Regions from separate parts of the Homo sapiens genome. Here region 1 is linked to region 2. A link is an interaction called in ENCODE POLR2A ChIA-PET data of the cell type or tissue named here. Cell type or tissue: PC-3. All regions are shown on one strand. Links, peaks and the distances in the headings refer to the core of each region. The heading gives the core; the rest is flanking DNA.

Region 1 (5,396 bases), core at 299-5,298, 420 kb after region 2:
AAAAAAATGGGCAAAAGATTAGAATAGAGATTTTTCTAAAGAAGATGTACAAATGGACAATATATTCCACATCATTGGCCAACAGGAAAGTGAAATGCATTAGGAAAAGCCACAGTGAGATAACCACTTCACATACACTAGGAGGTTTCTAAGCAAAAGAGCAGACAATAAGAAGTGCTGGCAAAGATTTGGAAAAATATGAGCCCTCATACTTTTGCTGGTCAGAATATAAAATAATGCAGCTACTTTGAAAAACAGTTTGGCAGTTCCTTAAAAAGTTAAGCATAAAGTTCCATATGATCCACAGATTATACTGCTATGTATATATCCAAGATAACTGAGACCACATGTCCACACACAAACTTGTTTGAAAGTTAATAGCAGCACTATTCATAAAAGCCAAAAAGTGTAAACAATCTAAATGTTTATCACAGCACTATTCAAAAGAGCCAAAAAGTGCAAACAATCTAAATGTTCATTATCTGATGAAGGAATAAATAAAAGGTAGCATATACATGCAATAAAACATTATTCAGCCAAAAGAGAAGGAAAGAAAGCAGGGCCGGGTGTGGAGGCTCATGCCTGTAATCCCAGCACTTTGGGAGGCCGAGGAGGGAAGATCACAAGGTCAGGAGTTTGAGACCAGCCTGACCAATATGGTGAAACCCTGTCTCTACAAAAAAAAAAAAATTAGCTGGGTGTGGTGGCAGATGCCTGTAATCCCAGCTACTCAGGAGGCTGAGGCAGAGAATTACTTGAACCCAGGAGGCGGAGGTTGCGGTGAGCTGAGAGCCTGCCACTGCACTCCTGCCTGGGCAAAGAGTGAGATTCTGTCTCAGAAAAAAAAAAAACAAAGAAGAAAGAAAGTAGTGATTTACGCTACAATGTAGATAACCCTTTAAAATATTACACTAAGTGAAAATGTCAGATACAAAAAGCTACATATTGCATGATATTTTTATATGAAATGTTTAGAAAAGGCAAGTGCACAGATACAGAAAGTAGATTATCTCTTCAAAGGTTTGGAAGGGAGAGGAGTGATTGCTAAAAGGTATGAGTTTTTTACTGGGCTGAGAATATCCTGAAACTTGATAGTTGTGACAACCATACCACCTTGCAAATATACAAAAAAATACTGAATTCTTTACTTCAAACAGGTGAATATTTTAGTAGGTAAATTACATCTAGAAAAAAAACCCACACACACACAACACACATACTGTAGCAATTAGAGCTAGTATTAAAGAAGTCAACAAGAACAGTACTATGAGAGTTTTGGGGAAAATGCACCTAACCAGCAAATTACTAAAGCTCTGGACCGTTTTGAATTAACCCTACAAGGAGGAAGCAAATAATGCCAAGTTGGAGGGAAATTTATAGATTAAAATCACTCACTTCTCTTTGCTAACCTAACTGAGTCATTCTTAAATGAAGAAGGAGTTAATCCGCTTCAGCTAATCTATAAAACTATTTGGCATTGATACATGTAAATATTTAATAAAACAAAATATCCATGTATTAAATACTGAGTGACAAGAGATGAATACAACTTAGCTCTATTTTTCAATGACCATATAGCCTAGAAGTTAAGGTAGATATTATTTAAGGCATGAATATTCTATGCCTTTGCAAACTTACTTGTGTGTTTGTCACCATACTCCAACTTACAGCAAAAGCCGTAAACAGTCAACGAGTAGTTAAAGTTGTAGCAGGTATCAACTAAGTGTTGAGTTTCAGTAACAGAATCTTTTCAGCCTCTAAGAATGAAAGAGAAACAGGCTATCAAAGGAATCTGGTAATAACCAACATTCAGATGCTTAATGATGGCTTAGCTGAAAATGTGGAGAACAGGATAGTGGAGGAATGATATGCCATGAATTCTGAGGATCTGAAGCAGAATTCCAGTGTTTAGGAGTGCCTAAGAGCAAACACGTACAAAATGATCCCCAAAATAAGGAAGTAAGGCCAAGAAGTAAGGCAATGACTCAGAGATGAGAAGTCAAGAGGGTTACACAGCTACTTGAGTCTGCATGCAAGGTCAAATAAGGCTAGTATTAATCTGATTCTTCTAAGTTACCAGTGTTCAGCTGCATAAGGAATCACATCTCATTCACTCCTTGTCACTTCTACACCAAGTGGGAAGCTTGGCATATAGCGGGCACTCAATAAATATTTATTTAATAAATGAAAGAATGAATGTAATGACCCCAGCTGTGATAGTTAGAGGGACACAGGAGCAAAAAGCTAAGTCAACCATGATACTTGACTGTCTTTGTGCAGCCAGGCCTTTTAACGACATTAATAGCTTTCATGAGGTCAATAAACATAGTGTGGGAAATTATTCTTTAATTTCTGCAATTTACTACCAAGAATCAAGTCATTCAATTACCCTTCAATGTGGCCTCAGGCTTCTCTGTAATTCTAGAAGTATAGTTAACAAAGAGCATCCAAAGTTAATGCAAGTAATCTGGCCCGGATTCCTTCTTCAATGCAGCATTCTAAATATGGCTTACATACATGCATAGGCTATCAAAACATCAAAAGACTGGCATTGAAAAGTATTTGATCTGCAAAGGCAAAATTCATCCTATTTTGTTATGTCAAATTCCTTACATTTCAAAATTATAGCAATTGTGAGTTTCCATATATTTACTTGGGTGTTTATTAAAGTTCTTCTATCATATAGACGATGTCATCTATATTCTAAAATCATAAGACCCACATATGCTGCCTTAGTTGTGGAAGCTATCCAAAGAAGATGAGATGACCTGTGTTGTTTTGGACTGCAGTTTGCAGTTCATCTAGGTTTTATTATCACAACCTAAGCTACTTAGTATGTAGGGTCTTGGACACAGTTAAAAGGCACTATCCGATTATTGGTAAGGCATTCTTTGATGTTTTGACCAAACTTCTTTGGTAAATTGGCTATACTGATGTAACAAAATCCATTGCAGTTATGACTACTGAGGAAATGATATATTGGTGCCCACTTGCTGTGTAATACCTGTAATAAATAGGAGATAATAAAGTTTAGTTATTATCATTTTCAGTTAGAATTTATTCCTCTAATAAGCTATTTAAAGACCAAGAAATTGAATAATTTTTTTGATATTTTAAAATTGTTCCTACATTGAAAATCAACACATATTCATGTATTCATTCAACAAATTTGTGTTAAGTGTCCACTAAGTGGCAGGCACTTAGTGGCATATATAGGAATGGAAAAACAGCAATATTATTGAAAATGGTATATTTTCAACAATGTTTAAGATCTGTTAAACATCATGGATGTTAAGAACATGTTGAAAAGATTTGGAAGAAAAACTATGTAAGAAAAACTCAGATTTTATCATATATTGTATAGCAGCGATATTTTATAAGGCATGTAGATAATCAAAATTTTAAAAAGATTTTCTTTATTAATGTCTTATTTCCTGACTAACTAACAGTGCCAGATACTTCTATACATTTATTCCCCATTTCCCAGTACTCTCCTAGGTTTGTTCCTCCTTATATTAAAACCTGGATGATAGCTTTTGAGAGGTTTTCCCATATCCCTACTCAAAAGTAAGTACCATAAATATTAAAATAACTATTTATGACATGGCATTTTAGTTGAGGTATAGTCATAGTATCATCTGTTGCCAGGGCTTTAATCAAGTTTTCTCTCTGCATTATCTGTCCATTAACAAATTCAGAATTCTCAGAACAGAAATCACTCCAATAACTCAAAGACAGTTTATGAGTAGGTATATTTTATGTAATACATGTATAGTGCTATCAATATAGTACAAACAAATAAAAGTCTTGAAAAAACATAGTTTACCACTTAACAGAAGCTTTCAGTGAATCCTTTTGTAAAGATAAAAATCGCTGACATTTAGTCATGTGTGTAAATATAGATTTTCTTTTATTAGGTTTGCTTTATTATGATTTGTTCTTTCAACTCACAAGTTCCCCAAACTTTTGAATCTGTATTTACTGTTATTTTTATATAACAAAGCAGCAAAATACATGTGTAAGAGCACTGAATATAAGAGTCAGAATTGTATATTTCTGTGAACTTGAGTGTGTCTTTTATTTCTCGGACCTAGTCCAAAGGAATTATATTAGATGCATGTTCAATTTCTTCCAATTCTAAAATGTGATGATATGTTGTGATGCAACAGCTACTTCCGTTATGTTAGAAGCTTTTTATCAGTACCTACAGTACAAAAATAGAATTGACTAAAAGTAATCATCTGGTGCTTTTCTTCTTGATGTGATGTAAGCTATTCTTAGAACACATTCTAGTCTCTGTCATATGCATAATTCTAAATAGAGTTTTCTGACTGTTCAGATATTCAAAGAGCTTCAGTAATTTGTGCACTATGGAATTCTACCTGGGCCACAAGGTAGTGACCGATATTCTGATCTGCTCTTTTGAGGACTTTACAATGAACCTAATTAAGCTTATTTTCTCTTATATCATTAAAACAGATTGTAAGACCAAAGTTTAACTTGAAAGGTGACTATATGCTCTTTTAAACAGAAAGCAATATTTTATTTTAATTGTTGAAACATTTGTCATGTTTCCATTCCTATTGATTTTTTACATCATTACCATTGAATAATTTTTCCAAAAATTATACTATAAGTTTAAACATAAAACTTGAAGTTCATAGCTATATCAAAGATGCCATAGCACTGATCTTGATATAGAATTACAGCCATTGACAATTGTAAGGGCATTTACATGAGAGAGTTTATAAATAATTCTTAGCAGATCAATTACGTTAGAAGCTATTGCAAGAAACAAACAAATAAACAACTCGACAAGGCTCAGGACAATTACCTGATTCTTACCAATGGGCGGTACAATCGTATCAGAGAACATGGTGAGCCCCTGCCTCCATTTGCAACTGAGATTGCATACTTTTCTTCCTCTCTATGTTTCCTCCCATTTAGGAGAAATAAAACCACAGAGCTTGTTGTACCTCACTGCCCTTGTTTAGTGCCTTCTTGCATCTTTAAAATGTAAACTTCCTAATCCAGAAAAGGGATTGTCTTTTCTAGCATCCCAAGTTTAGCTCAATAGCTGGCACATTGCGGGCACTCAGCCAATGTCTGTGAATGTCTTTAATCCATAAACGGGAAAACTGAGGCCCAGAGATAAGTAAAGTGGCTTGTCTGAAGCCACTCAGCTTATTTGCTGGCAGAACTGTGAGTCCTCACTCTTGTAAGTCTAATAATCTTTCCACAGAACCACACCACATAAAGCAATGCAGTTAGCCTATGTACATTCCGGTTATTTCAATTATGCTTTTGTCCTCTATCTGCTTTATAACAATATTCTGAACAGACTTGCTCCTTGAACTCCTGAAAACCAAAACTTGCACTCATCCATGAATATATCA
Region 2 (5,396 bases), core at 91-5,090:
CTTTTGATGCTTAAGAACTGCTATGACACTCAAACCTAAGCCTCAATATTATTATTAGAATATTATTAATACAAACTGATCTGACTTTTATAGCTAAGCCATGTTGTTCTCCTGTTGAACATAAAATTCTCACTGAACATTCCCATCTGGGCAAATGGGTCACTGGGTAATCCACAAAACAACAACCAATCCCCTTTCTTACTGAGTGGCTACTGCTTTTCTAAACCAGTTACAGTTTTAACCCTGCTCTAATCTGCCCTTCCTGCAGATAAGATTTATTGAGATATTCAAGGGTATAAAATCACCCCTGCTCTATGACAGAACTCAATCTAGAGTGATCTTGTTCCCTTAACCTCCTCCCAGTGTTACCCAACTAGAGCACAAATCCCTTAATAGTTTTTGTCTAATGTGCTCTCACTGAGATGCACTACGCTTCCCTAAGGCGTATGCTCTCCCTCCCTGCAACAGGTAATACACACAACGTGCTCACCTGCAGGTGTTCCTGGTAATCTTGGGCTGAGTTAACTGTGGTCTAGGTTGCTTATTTGGAAGTGCAAGCTACCTGAGGGAAAGACCTAGGCTTTCTTCTTCACTTCTTCATTGCTAGAAGCTTTCACAACTTTCACTTTGCCAGGCACATATCAGGACCTCAGTTAATATTTGATAAATGAATGAATCAATCAATGCCAGAATATTTGTGACTTTAGTTTATATACCCTTCAGTGCCTCTTATAAATTTTAGGCTTTTCTGGTAATATTATTGTACTATGAGGGGCAGCATATTTCTTGATAAGGGACTGACATATTGTAAATGGTGTATGAGGAAGTTTATTCCTGCTGCTGGAGAAAGAACGGATTCCACAGAAAAGAAAATAAAGATTATTGTGTTAGGTAATGAAAATGAGGTTTCAGATGGATGCTAGGGTAAAGTAAGCACATGGCCTGTTTGAGAAATATACTACATAGTAGTGTATCTTGAACATATATTGGTTATAAGGAGCCAAGATAATACGTTAGATAAAATAACTACAAGATTGTGAGTCTCCAGAGTTATCATTACATTTCTCATTGTTCTCATTCAATATTCACTGTTTGTACCCGTGACGGAAATCTACAAAAAATGTCGACTGCTTTCTTAGTCATTGTAAACTTATATTGTACAAATGGCTTGTATCTTTTTTTTTAAGTCATTTTTATGTGGGATAGGTAGATGAATTGTCCATATTAGATCTCTACACTTTAAATTATTGTATGAAAACATTTGGTAATTTATGTGTCATGCAGTTTTTGGTTTTTAAAATTGTTTCCTTTCAAAAAACTAAATTATAGCTACACAATTCATGGAAACAAGTCAACACAAAACACTTGAGCTCAATTTAAAGATCTTATTAGGAAAGAAACTATATCCTATCAAGTATGAAATATTATATTAATAGAAAAATATTTAATTTTACAAATATTTTTGAGAGCTAAGTTTTTGTAAAATAATGTACAACATGGGAATAACAGAGATAAAGGACACTTAATCTCTGTTTTGTATCTAATTTACATGGGCAATCCATATAGTAAATTCTAATTCTAAATTTTAAATTCTAGATCTATTGCTTCAATGCATTTAGGATAATCCTACAGAAAATAGATGTTCTGACTTTTATAATAGGATTATAATTTGCTCAAAAACTTAAAAATATTGGATTCAAAAGATAAAAATGTGTATCATTTTATCTAGAGTAATATAAAATGTTAATTTAAATTTCTGCAAGTAATGATAATATGTATCCAGATGTTTTTAATTTCATATAACCCTTGTTTTGGACTTAGTGCAAAGCAAAACAAAATAAAAACAAATAATCAAAAATAACAACAACCACAAAACCTCTGATGATTGAATTTAACAATGTATAATTCTATATGAAAATTACTTCTGAATAAGTAAATAGTATTATATTTATGTTTTATAAGAATAACATAGATTCACTTGTGCAGTATCTACTTATAATTGTTACATTTTTAATTTATGAAATCAAATTTGTTTTAGTGACCAATAATTAAAACTTCTAAGAAATAATTATACTTCTCCTAATACATATGTCTAGATGTTTCATTTCTAAATATGCAAGTTGAAAGCTTAATGCTTCCTTTCTATGGTTTAAGCTTCTAGGGACTTTTCACCTTTTACCATGAGTTACTATATTTAATTTCATGTCTTAAAGTCTTTTGAGCTGTGAGTTACACATTTAAATCTCCCAAAATGTAAGCTTAAAATGCATTGTTTCTATCAGACAGGTAACTTTATTTTATGGAGTGTGAACAGCTGTGCTAAATACTGACTTAATGTTAGAATCACCACTGGGAACAAAAGTGTAGAGTTTTGGTTGCTTTAATTAAAAAACATACTGTTTTCAAGTTCCACTTTGATACGTGTGACACAGGAACAAAAGTAAGAATAAAAACCAATAGAGATTATATTATTCCTTCATGGGACTAGAAAACAATCCACCACAAGGATTTGCAGTATCCCACCGTGAGTTCTCTCATTATAATTTTTTGTTTGTTTGTTTATATCTCTGCATGCAGCATCATGTACTCAAGTATATACTTGTTAAAACAGGTTTTTTGTTTTTTTTTCTTGACTCAGATAATTTCTGAACTAGTTAGTTTTTTGGTTCTCATCCAACTAATAAAGTTGTAGTAGAAAAGTTGTAGGTGACTTTCACCTAAGAAGGCAAGGTTAAGGCAGCATCAAGGGAATGGACCCGTGGGTGGATGTTTCTGTCAGGAATTTATCTCAAATGGTGTTTGTAGTCTCTGAGTCATCTTGCTTTAAAACAAACACAAAGAGCTCCTTAATCTGAGGAGGACAAAAGAATGGTGGGGGGAGAGCTTTAGAGTTTTTCTTCAGCTAGTCTCCAAAGGAAGGCTATTTGCTTATTTTCACCAGAATATGAGATGAGAGTGGCTATAGTAGAGAAGGTTTATTTTCTCTTTTTTAAGCATTAAACATGGGGCACTCATGTCCCAAATCTGGGCAGAAAGAATCAGCTTTCCACTTCGCCATTTTCTCCTTCCAGACTTCCAGTATTTTGGGGAAAGAGCAACCAGTAGCCTTTATTTTTATGATCCATAGCTATTGTTAGAATTAAAAATGAAAAAATCTGTATAGTAATCTGTTTAATCCAATTTAAAAGTATTTGGTTGAGAAATTTCTGGGGAGGGTGATATTTTGAAGATTGGAATAGAATGGGATAATATTCTCATTTTGCCTCTATCTACTAAATAAGTGTTCTACCTCCTAAGTCCCCCATTCTTTTATACTGTCAACATTATTGGACATGGGTTTTCCAAAAAAATAATAAATGGATTCCTGAAGCACAGCCAATTAACCACTAGGGACTTATAGGATAGTCCTTGTTAATGCTCATAATTTATGATTTTTTAAAAAGGACCAGATTCTTGCTAAATAACATTTTTATCTTAAACATTCCACAATTCATGAATGTTCTTCCCAAAATTACTCCATCTATTTTACTTGTATTAGTTCTGGTACATCTTCTACTTTTACTTTGTTTTTTTTTTCATTTCAACAGGATTTTACTTGATACTTTCTACCATGGTTTACACATAAATATATTTCTGAAATTAATAAGTAATCTCCTTGAGATACAGTTCTCTGAATTGTATCACGAACATTTACACCTTCTTTTCAGTATTTATATAAGTTCTAAAAGCAAGAATATATAAAGAAATTTGTTTGTCTTTTGCTTCATCTAATACTTTATAAGACACTATTTGACAACCATACAGCAAGTCAAGTTTTCTGTACAAAATTAGTCAGTTTCTGGGGTTCTGCATAGGTCTCACAGTGACATTTTCTGACATAGGTATTGAATTTTATCAGAATAGGTATTAGAATATCTCAAATTGTACCACTGGTAAAATTATTTTAAACAAAAACAACAACCGTGTTCCCTAAGTGCTTTCAGATAAAGGTGAAGTATTCTGGAAACTTCAACTTAAAAAATGGTAGACTTCCTCAGGTATCAGAACACAGAGCACGAGCACACAATGAACTCATCTTCTATGTTTGGATACATAATCATTAGGACTTACCAGTCTGCCAGTCTACCATCTGTGTTTCTTCTTTTAGGTAAGCACTAGATAGCATGCCATCGATAATGCATAGGAAACTGGAAACCTAATTGCATACTTATATTTGTAAAACTTTCTTCTTTTTTCCTTTCACTTAAGCTCACTCATCTATTTACCTAACGATTAATTTCCAGAACTGTGAAATTCCATTTCTTCCAATAAACTATATGAATACTTTAGATAATATTAAAAATATTTTAAATTCCATTCCTGTCAAAATATGTGTCTGTTTATGTCACTAAACTGGCATTTCCCAAGCTTGTCTCATCATCAGAATTATATGGGAAAGTAGAAAGAAGGAGAAAGGAAAGGAAAGAAAAGAAAAGGAAAGGAAAGAAGGAAAGGAAAGAAAAGAAAAGGAAAGGAAAGAAGGAAAGGAAAGAAAAGAAAAGGAAAGGAAAGAAGGAAAGGAAAGGAAAAGAGAGAAAGAAAGAAAAAGAGAAAAAGAAGAGAAGGAAAGACAGAAAAATCTTTAAGTAGATATTTGGATTCTATAAATCTGGATTGGAGCTTGGGAAACCATTTAAGTACCCTAGCTTATTAAAATTCTTGTGCATGTTTGTGACAACTGTACTAGATTTATTTATTGATCTTCACTCATATTTTATAAATACTTATTAAAAGCTAATTTTCACTTAGTGTTTTTGATAGCATTTTCTATTTTAGATGATAATTTCTACTAGGAAACGAATCAAGCTGACTATGACTTCTATTACTTTGTGTTCTTCTTAGTATCATGATCAGTTACTTACACACAGAAATTCCAATGATGTTTAATTGGCTAATTTGTTAGCTACTTCCTATCCTTGGCTCCTCTTCTTCCCTTGTCCATTATTTGTGGCTCCTCACAGTGTTTGGCCTCTTTGCTCTTCTGCTACATTCCCTCAGTTGAAGATGTTATCTGCCTGCTTATATTTAATAATCATTTATCAATAATATCTCTTAAGTCTGAATCTTGAGCTTGAACATCTTCATGCTCCCTGCAGTTTTATATAACTTCAAATCCAAGACAATGTATGTAAATTCAACAAGTGCTCAACAAATATTGAATTTATTGAACATTGATAAACTGTTTATATTTTTGTCCATATCTAGCATAGAATTTGTCTCAGATAAATTTATAAAGGAAATGATGCTGACTTCTAGAGACAGCAGCGTATCTATCACTAAGACACCAAAGCAATCTTTACTAAGCTAGGAGTATAGAAGAAAATGAGGGAGTAGCACAAGCTAGAAAATTGAAGACA

Evidence for each region. ChIA-PET counts read pairs that join two places held together with the same protein. Peaks named below come from ENCODE experiments on the same cell type or tissue, not always from the same donor. Only the 100,000 strongest peaks of a DNase experiment are listed, where the experiment ranks them.
Region 1: POLR2A ChIA-PET joins it to region 2 with 5 read pairs; 1 of 35 experiments calls an interaction of 5 or more read pairs at or near these places.

What each region holds. Positions count from the first base shown.
Region 1 is chr5:92,328,810-92,334,205 of GRCh38, reverse strand. LOC105379080 (a long non-coding RNA gene) reads right to left here. Exons shown (of 4, transcript XR_007058867.1): 1 at 4,835-5,396; 2 at 1,639-1,757. Among named protein-coding and RNA genes, the nearest start is that of LINC02058, 610 kb to the left of the region's middle. In PC-3, for the core only: no CTCF peak of the experiment used is centred there; no DNase peak of the experiment used is centred there; H3K27ac peaks cover 501 bases.
Region 2 is chr5:92,747,488-92,752,883 of GRCh38, reverse strand. No RefSeq gene overlaps it. Among named protein-coding and RNA genes, the nearest start is that of LINC02058, 190 kb to the left of the region's middle. In PC-3, for the core only: no CTCF peak of the experiment used is centred there; a DNase peak (open chromatin) is centred at 2,803.